2 separate regions of the Mus musculus genome follow, and region 1 is linked to region 2. A link is a loop called in an ENCODE intact Hi-C map of the cell type or tissue named here. Cell type or tissue: left cerebral cortex. All regions are shown on one strand.

The links. Peaks named below come from ENCODE experiments on the same cell type or tissue, not always from the same donor. Only the 100,000 strongest peaks of a DNase experiment are listed, where the experiment ranks them.
Region 1: it touches region 2 in a loop (9-fold over the local background); 5 of 42 quality-filtered maps call a loop at or near these places.

Annotation. Positions count from the first base shown.
Region 1 is chr15:19,273,753-19,278,752 of GRCm38, reverse strand. No RefSeq gene overlaps it. Among named protein-coding and RNA genes, the nearest start is that of Gm35496, 91 kb to the right of the region's middle. In left cerebral cortex, a CTCF peak has its summit at 2,109 (motif pointing right); a DNase peak (open chromatin) is centred at 2,184; H3K4me3 peaks cover 386 bases; H3K27ac peaks cover 223 bases.
Region 2 is chr15:18,397,603-18,402,602 of GRCm38, reverse strand. No RefSeq gene overlaps it. Among named protein-coding and RNA genes, the nearest start is that of 4921515E04Rik, 30 kb to the right of the region's middle. In left cerebral cortex, a CTCF peak has its summit at 2,702 (motif pointing left); a DNase peak (open chromatin) is centred at 2,647.

The DNA of each region.
Region 1 (5,000 bases), 880 kb before region 2:
ATAAAAACTTCACAACTTACTGTTATTATGCTCAAATTATTATGATTTAATGATGATTAGTTATGTGGTTGACAGCGTATGAATGTTCATTGTAATCTGCATACCACACTTCTGGGTTACTCATTCATGTTCATAGAGTTGTCAGGCAGCATTCACACTAGAACCTTAGTGTCACACTCAATTATTCAACCTTTACAGACTAAAGACTAATAACACCAATTTTATTTTATTTCATTTCTAATAAATTTGACAGTATAGATAAGGTGAACATGTGACATAAATATAATTTTGTTGATTTTCTTTTTAGTGAAAGCTATACAAATTTTCTACATACCCATTAGAAATGCATGCATATGTTGGAAAAAGTAAAGATGACGAGAGTAAAAGAGTGAACAAGGAGAGAGATGGGTAGATATAAATAAACAAAATACACTAGTGTGAAATAAATCGAAGTTGTGGTAAAATCAAGAGCTATGCCAAGGGTTGTGAATGATGGTCCTCTATCCCAACAAATGAAGGAGAAGGAGGAGGAGGAGGAGGAGGAAGAAGGTCAGAGAGAGAGAGAGAGAGAGAGAGAGAGAGAGAGAGAGAGAGAGAGAGAAAAGAATATTATCATGATTGCAAATAATTTCAGTCAACACTACCTTATATTTACACCTGATGTTTTTATGCTTTTTTTTCTTTCTTAAACTTTATTTTATTTTAATCATGTATATGAGTGTGTGTGTCTGTGTGTGGATTCATCCATATAAGGGCAGACATCCATGGAAGCCAGAAGTGTTAGATCACTGTGGATCTGGAGTTAACTGATGTTAGTGGTCCTCATGAATATGAGGCTTCAAAGATTCGAAAACATGCCTTCTCTTGAACAGTATGAGCTCTTAACCCCTGAGACATCTCAAGTCCTATTTTACAACCTCATCTGAAACAAATTTCCTTGAAGAAAGAGAAGGGAAAAATGAATGCCAAAACCTACTTTTGGTATCATGGAATGGTTTGGGGATGTCGATAGTTGCAAGCTGGTTAAAACTAAGCATTAGAAGAAAACATCAAGAAGATTAAGAATCAAGTTTAGGGTCTTGTGTGAACCTACCAGAGTTTGATGATTGGTCAACAATTGTCCTGGACCATTCAGCCCACACAGAGTAGAAGCCGCAGGTTAGATTGGCCTAAAATGTACTGCTTGAGTTCAGTAGCTGAGGAGACTTATGTTATCGAGCATACCAAGTAACCCATAAAGGAGAGGACTGCCAGGACTGAGGACGGGAGAAGAGGAATACAAAGTTAGAGGGCCACATCATGGAGAGAAAGCAGAGGCGAGGTAGAATTTTACGAAGGACACAGGGTAGAAAATCTCCACCTCCTTCAGCATTCTCATGGTACCAAGCTTAATAGACCTTCGATCTTGTTTCTTCATCCACTGTCCTCAAACTTTCTGATTTTCTCATAACAGGAAAAATAAAAGTATCTTAAATGTACTACTTGTATTGACAAGTCATATTCATGAGATCCATATTTCCACTAAGATTATGATGACAGTAAAGGAGACTGACATTTGAATAGCTCGTCACCTCAGAGCTAATGATTAGTGAGAAAAGATGATTAAATTATGGTCTTAACTATGAAAGTCTTAGCCAATTTCTCATTCTCGCATTTGTTTTTGTGGAATTTATTTATTTATTCATTCACTTTGCATTACAGTGGAGCACAGTGGGTGTATTTATAGACGATATATATATATATAATTTGTTTTACTTTTTCCCCAAAATGGTTGTTTTATTTATTATTTCACTTTGAGACTTTTATAAATTTGCAATGGCAATGAAGAACTAAAACAATCTAGGTCAAATATCACATTTATTGTACTGGAAGATGTAACTGAGAATAATATATAAAACTTTAAACCATAAAAATGCTTATGTCTTATTCATGCACAGTTTAGTTAGAAACTATATACACCTTCATGTTTTAGAATTTTAAAGCAGACTGTAAAGTGTTTTACAACAGCGTTCACATGCAACTCTGAATATCATTTGGAACTTTGACCAAAGAAAGCAACGACCAGCAGCAGTTCATGAGCCGCTCTAAGCTCCTGAAATCCAGAAGATGGTGCTGTTTCCATTTCTACTGCAGTTTGCAACTGCACAGAAACAATTTATTTTCAGTTCGGCTATTGATGGCTGTGAATTATTGACCGTACCTTCGCAATAGGAACAGTTAATGCAGCTTTGCTCTTGAGGGTTTCACATTTACAAATAATTTGCATAACATTTCCACACACCGGGTATTAGAAAATGTACTGCATCACAAGCCATCTCACATTAATGGACCCTGATCAGTTGCAGCCAACCCAGTTATCTTTTGCAAGGAGTACTCTTAAATGTGAAAATGCATATTAGATAAAAGACCTATTTAATTTTCTGGTTACTTATACGGCTATTAAAATGCAACATGCAGACCATTAAAGTGGTGATGATCCTTATTTAATGGAATGTGAATTTATTCTTCCAAACGCTGAGCAGTTTTATAGTGACATGTTAATTATGCACTAGCCAGGCACAAAAGATTTCAGCCAGTTAACACAGATAAATGGGGTACGTGGTATCTATAAAGTATCAAGCCTATTCCACTTCATGCAGACTTTATTAATGAATCCTTCATAACATCTTACAACTGTCTAGGATACTGCTGACAAGAGGAACACTTTGAAAAGTTCCTCCATGTACCTTTGCCAAGCATTGTCCTTGTAATGCTCACAGACTGTGCTGTCATTATCATATCCTCCCTCAAAGAAAAGTAAAATAAAAAGGGCAACTAGAAATGTTCAAGTATACCTACCAACAAATCAACACAGAGTAAATAGGTGAAAATAGATCTAAAAATGTTTGTATATTTCTAGCATGGATGACAACTTCGCTTCTTTCATACTGAACTAGTGAGACCCTAAATTAAATTAGCCAATTTTTTTCCTTAAAAATAAGAATACAGGTGCCTTTGTAAAGTCAGCCTTTTAACCTATATAAGAATTTTAATAAATTAGGCTTAAACAGTATGATTAAAATATGACATAGGCACTTTTTTTTTTTTTTGGTAAAAGAAAGCATGGACCAAAATACAGAAAAATCTGAGAAAAGAGAAAGCCACAGAATTATTATTTGTGCTGGAGTCTGTGTGTGCTGTACAGATGGATCACAGATGCCCAAATAAAGGGATGGACAACAATTAATTGCATTGTTCCTTAGTGAGCAGGCACCTATAAACAATAGTACATAACACATGTTGCTTTTTAAGGGGTGAAAATTATCCTCTGGAATTCCAGAATGGAGGTTTCAAAGACAAAACAGGTGATTATCTATCAGTCATTAGTGGGTACTTTTGTATTTGTTGCTCTTGTATCTTTTAAATGTCTTTCCTGAGGCTAGCTAAGGAGAAAAAAAAGCTTAATTAGATACTGTCAGTTGAGACTTGGAACAAACTTTTTTTTCTAGAAACTTTGAAGAATATAAAAAGTTCAGATCTCTGTCAAAACTTAGACTGTAAAAGAAAGGAACATAATAGATAGATGCCTCAGTCTCACTCAACTATGGATAATATAGTGAAGTTAGCAACAAATTCATTAAATAAACCAGGAAAGGACATAGCACGTTTATGAATATGATGTCTTTTAAACTTACATAGCACAGGTTTTTAGTGGGATATATGCTCTTCACAAATGACTGTTCCCCCCAAGCTACACGAACTTAATTCAATAATTAGTTACCTCATTTCATTTTCCTGCATCCCTTTCCCAAAAGTACTTCTAACACTTTATTTGCCTGCAGCCAAAATCTAAGGAGGATCATTGCAGCTGGTTCTTCTGATGATGGCAATTTAGGGGAATAGTCAGTGCTTCTGGAAATATAATTGTGTTTCTTTGTGTTCTTGGATAAGGTCTTTGGTGAACTAATTTGCAGTTGTAATGCAATGCCTTTTCTTTTTTTTTTTTTTTGAAAGAAAGATATTTATTTTTTATTTTTTATTTTTTTTTATAATTGGTACATTTTACTTCCCCAAACCGTAAACATAATCACCACACTGTACCACTTTTCCAGGATCTTTTTCAAATGTGCATATAACTGTTTATGCAAAAATCACAAATCAAATAATTCAAGATAGTATACTTTGAGAGGTATCAGAATGTTTACCAGTGCCCATGATTTTTAATCTCCATCTATCAGATTAAGGATTTGTTTCTTTTTTTTTTTTTTTTTTTCCATTTTTTATTAGGTATTTAGCTCATTTACATTTCCAATGCTATACCAAAAGTCCCCCTTACCCACCCACCCCCACTCCCCTACCCACCCACTCCCCCCCTTTGGCCCTGGCGTTCCCCTGTACCGGGGCACACAAAGTCTGCGTGTCCAATGGGCCTCTCTTTCCAGTGATGGCCGACTAGGCCATCTTTTGATACATATGCAGCTAGAGTCAAGAGCTCAGGGGTACTGGTTAGTTCATAATGTTGTTCCACCTATAGGGTTGCAGATCCCTTTAGCTCCTTGGGTACTTTCTCTAGCTCCTCCATTGGGAGCCCTGTGATCCATCCATTAGCTGAAGCAATGCCTTTTCTAGAAGTTAAAAGTGAAAAGTTCTTGCAGTGCATATATATATATATATGTGCTTTTTATTGTGAAAGTATCAAAAGAAATTATTCATTTAAATGCTAGATAATATCATTCCAGATGTCTAAAATTATTTACAAAAACAAAGCACCTGAAACTATTTTTGATGATGTCACCTGTTTTTAAGTACAGGATAGGCCTCCATGTGTTTTCTGCATGAGTTTTTATATTATGAGTGACTCACAGCTTAAACAAATGCCAATCTACTTCCTTGGTTGCTCTTGGTAAAATGTATAAAAATGACACAGGAAGTAGTTACGTTATTTATTTCAGTACTTGATGAACAATTGATGCTGTAAGGACAATCTCATTTTTTTTCTTGCATCGTTAGCATAGAAAGAG
Region 2 (5,000 bases):
CAATCCCTATACACTCTCTGCTTGTTTGTTAGTGACAGTGTCTTGTTGTGCACCACATAATGATCTTGAGATCATGGTTCTCCTATCTCAGCCTTTCTATTAGTGGGATTGTTTACTTGATGTTTTTACACTATACTATGGTTTTCAGAATAGCTTACATATTTCAAAGTTATTTCCACAGCATAAAGAAACATATACAATCAATTTGAGAGGTAGCTTATAAGACAATAACAAAGAATAAAACTGAATGTTTTGCTTGATATTTATAGTGATCATATCACTTTTGATGAAGAGGACCTTATAAGTTACTCTTTTTCTGAAGCAAATTCTTTTCAAAATCATCACAGTCAATTAACCAGAATCTTACCCTCACCTAATGTCTCTGCCACCCTCCAAGCCAACCATTCATTGAAACAGTTGATCAATGACTTCATGGATAGACCATCTTAATACACACACCATTTCTTAAATGAATGTAACCTTTTCCCTGTGGGCTGAGAATTAAGTCACTTAAGTGAAATAGCTTTGACCATAACAGGAAATATGCATCCAAATAATTGTGCCTACAATTCATTCCTTGGCACAGCAGGACTGTCAACTCTTAGCTTAGCTACTATGGAGGTAAAATCTTTTGGTAATGTGAGGGACATTGAATTACAGCCTTATTACAATCAACACCAATGTCTAAAAATTGTTCTCTTTTGGGGGTTGTACCACAGTGAGAGCCAAGATTTCCAAGCTCTACTAAAAAACAAACAAACAAACAAACAAACAAGCAAACAGAAAGATTTTATCAATTAATGTTCATTTAATAACATATCCAACGTTTTTATGATTGGTATAAAATATATATTGTGATGAATATAATAAAAAAATTAGTTCAACTAAAAAAACCAAGCAAAGAAAGAAACAAATAAAACCCATAAGGAAACAAACTCTCTCTCCTCTCTCTCTCACTCTCTCTCTCTCTCTCTCTCTCTCTCTCTCTCTCTCTCTCTGTGTGTGTGTGTGTGTGTGTGTGTGTGTGTGTGCATGCATGTGTGTTGTTTGAGGGGTTCCTTTAAATTTTAGAGAGCTCAGAAACTTATTTATTGCAGAGTTAGCCCAACATATAGTATTTATAAAAACATTTTGTTGCTTTTACATCTTTTAAAGAACACCTTAATATTTTAACTTGAAACAGTGAACTTTCAGTTGAGTGTGAGGTTAGAAATTATTCTATAGCTTGAATGTATTTAATAAATATAAAATACATTCAACAAACACCACTGAGAATATCTTTCTTATGCTGCTACATTTTTGGTGATTTCTGATTGGTCTGAGTGAATGTGCCAATCTTTCCTCCAACCAATGGCTACTTCTCTGCATTCTTTCTGGGTCAATGATTACAGGAGTCCCTCTTACTCATCTTTATACCAGTGTTTGCACTTTCTTGTGACTGTAGGATCCTCAGGACAAATCTACAGTCTCATACAGTGTTGTTTTTCAAATATCTCCCCAATTATTAATGTGTTTGCAGAAGAAGCTTTATCTTTTTTTCATTTTCTTGTCTGCACTACCTACTTGTGTGATTGTACAATAATGCCCCAGCTTTATGCAAGGAATAAATGAGTTGTTTTAAAGTTTTCTTATTTATATAACAAAAATCTAGTAGAGATATCCAGGTGCCTCTTATTTAAAATGCAGCATTTTAAAGACCTAACAAATACTCCCATATTTGCTATTATGACTGATTAAGTGTGCTCTACAGTGCATAATGAAATTACTCTCTTTGTATTGAGAGTGATTCTGTTGCAGTATTGAAAAAAATATCAATTAGATACTAATTAGTCCTGCTCTCTGCTTGTGGAAGGTTTGAGGTGAATGGGTGTGGAAGAGAATGGGAGCAATAATTAAGGAAACATTTAGGCAATTCAAACCTTGTGCTCCTTACAGATAAAAATGCAAATCAAGTTTGCAGTAGAACCTCCATACAGACAACCAGGGCAGATGCTAATGAATCTAACATGATTGTCATGAGTAGTTTAGTTTGAAAACCATTGATTTCTTTTCAAAGAGAGCAGTGAAACACAAAGTTGTTTTGCTGCACCCAAGCTGAAACACTAAAGGCTGCTAATGTGCTTTGTAATACATTGCGAGAAAGATGATTAGTAGGAAGCCCAGCAGTTTTGATGAATTGATTTTGTCAGACACGGGGGTCCTGACTTATTTGACAGAAGGTGCTGTGCATAGATCAGTACAGGAAAGTGAGAGATAGCAGTGATTTTGTTATATAATAGTGCAATAATACAGCATTTGCAAGGTTTGAAAGTGCGAGTGAGAAACAATAAAAGTGAAGAATTTCACAGTTAAGGAGGAAACATACCAATGTGCCCTTTAGCACCAAGTCACAACTCAGAATTAAGGGACTCATCATTCAGGGTGAATAGTGTGGCTGCTTGCTTAAAGACATAGACGGCACCAATAGTCAAGTCTTTTATTTTCATTTCTGTTCTCCCTTTTTTACACTTAAGAATTCACCAAGCTTCATTATAATACCAGCACAGCAAACATACTTTAACTTTATTACTTTTAGTTCCACACTAAATAATCTGTGTTGCCAACCAATATCCAATGTTGTGGGATGCAAGCCTCCAGAGCTCCTCTGTGTATAAATCCCTGATACTCCACATCTTCAGATTAGTTTCCTATCTTCTACAATGGCACCCTCTACTGGATTAATCTCTTGTTTATAAATAATCCTGAGAGCATTCATAAGGGAGTCGAAATCTTGCCATTGTAGCTTCCTTTCCCTTCTTTATGTCTAATTTTTGACTAACTCATTATTCTCATAGTCCAACCCAAACCCCATGTCTTATAAGAATAACGTTTTTACTGAATGATTCTAAGTGTCAAACTTGTCCAAGCCCTGATGCATGTTGATATTGTAAAGTCTAAAAATCCCCGAGAAGGTCATAATTCACATTATACCCATTTTTCAGATGAGAAAGTTCAGATATACAGTTTATTATGTAATCTTCTCTACATCCAGGAAACAGCAGGGGATTTAGTTATTTCCAAAAGCTCAGCTATTTAAAAACAACTCTTATTTTTGTCTTTCTTACAATTTATTATCTCTCACAGCATTTAGTTTTCTAAAGCTCTGTTATTTTCATGTGAAGTATGAAAGAAAAATGACTTTCCATTTGAAAATACTAATAAAATATTAGTACATTCTGCTATACTGTAATCATTTCTTGTTAAAAAAAAAAAACTATGATGATTCCGAAATATATCATATTTGATCTGAAATAAAAGCTAACTAAGAACATAATAAAACTGATTAAGAAAAAAATGTAGGTCTATTTCTATAAATATAAGAGATAATATCCAGAAAGATAGTTTTATTGTGTTTCTACAATAGAATTCTTTGTGCCAATGACATCAGGGACACCTGATGAAATTACAACTTTTGAGAAAGTGATTAGTGAGACAAAGAGTGAAATGAAGGAAAACAGCTGCTGAAAGCACCACATGCAGTTAGAATTATTTATTAAACACTGATGTCATGCAAGCTCTCCTAGGAAAGTCTTGTGAAATGCTCAAAGGCCTGTGATGACCAGGGCTTGCTGTGAATTTGTCAAAGAAAAGGAAAGAGACATTTTAGCAATGGAAAAAAAAATAGAGTAGACACAGAAAAAGCCCCATCAATGCCCATTTACAGAAAACAATGGATGAAATGGAAGTGGACAGGAAAAGTGTAAAGGGGCCAGGGACTCAGTGATGTAGTTAAACAGGCCAAATAACTTTTGTGTCTGTGATTGCCTCTCTCATCCTATTACAAATATTTGAACACTTTCCTGGAACTTTGTCATTCAGTAGAACTGTATACAGAGAGGTATTTGTATTGGAATACGTTAAGTCACCCACATCTAAAATACCCATTGTGAAGAATTATGAGACTAGAAAGTTTACCACTTCTTTGTATGAAATCCTTAGCTATAACTGAGCACTGGCTATATAAGCAGAAGGAGAGGTCTTAAGACAGGAAAGGGAAGAAGAAGAAGGTATTCTATTTTATTCCTCTTGTCTCTTTCTTTCCCATGTAATTTACCAAATTGGTGGTGTTATTGGAAAAAGAAACTAGGCCAAGGCAGGGATGCAACTAAATCCCCAAGTTATAAAAATCCCTGTGATAAAAATGTTGAGGGTAATTAGAGGGAGTAAAAAATGTGAATGATGAGACTTCCTACCTCCAAGAAATAATAAAAAAAAAAATAGCAGAGAAAGACTTTTTAGGAAACAGAGAGAAAAGACTTTGGAGAGGGATTAGTAGAATGAGTGCAGGTAAAGGGAAATTACACACAGAGAGAAGTCCAATGAATGACATTAGAATCTGGTATCTTTGAAGTACTGGGTGGGAGGGAAAAGCAATCTTGCTTAAGAAAACACCATGATGTTGATTAATGGGAAGTTAGCATGTGTGGTGCCAAGAGGATATTTTTATTTATTATTTATTTATTTTTAATTTAATTTGTAATTCATTTTTTTACACTCTATATTCTACTTCCCACCCATCCCCATCCACCCTCTGACTGTTCCACATTCCATACCTCCTTGCCACCTCACCCCATCTCCACATGGATGCCCCCCCCCCTCACTCCACCTGACCACTAAATTTCCTGGGGCTTCGAGTCCATTGAGGGTTAGGTGCTTCATCTCTGAATGAACATAGACCTGGCAGTCCTCTACTGTATGTGTGTTGGGGACTTCATATCAGCTGGTATATGCTGTCTGTTTGGTGGTCCAGTGTTTTAAAGATCTTGTGTGGGGAGGGCAGATTAAGACTGAAATTTTTAGTTGGAATTCTCAAACTCATAGTAAGACTTCTACTAGTTAATGACAGAAATTCAGTATTTAGGCAAAAGAATGAATTTCTATCACCCATAAAGGCTGTATAAACCATAAAAGAAAGTAATCAGTAATTGATCCTTAAGGAGGGTAAATGTTCAGAGTGCTAG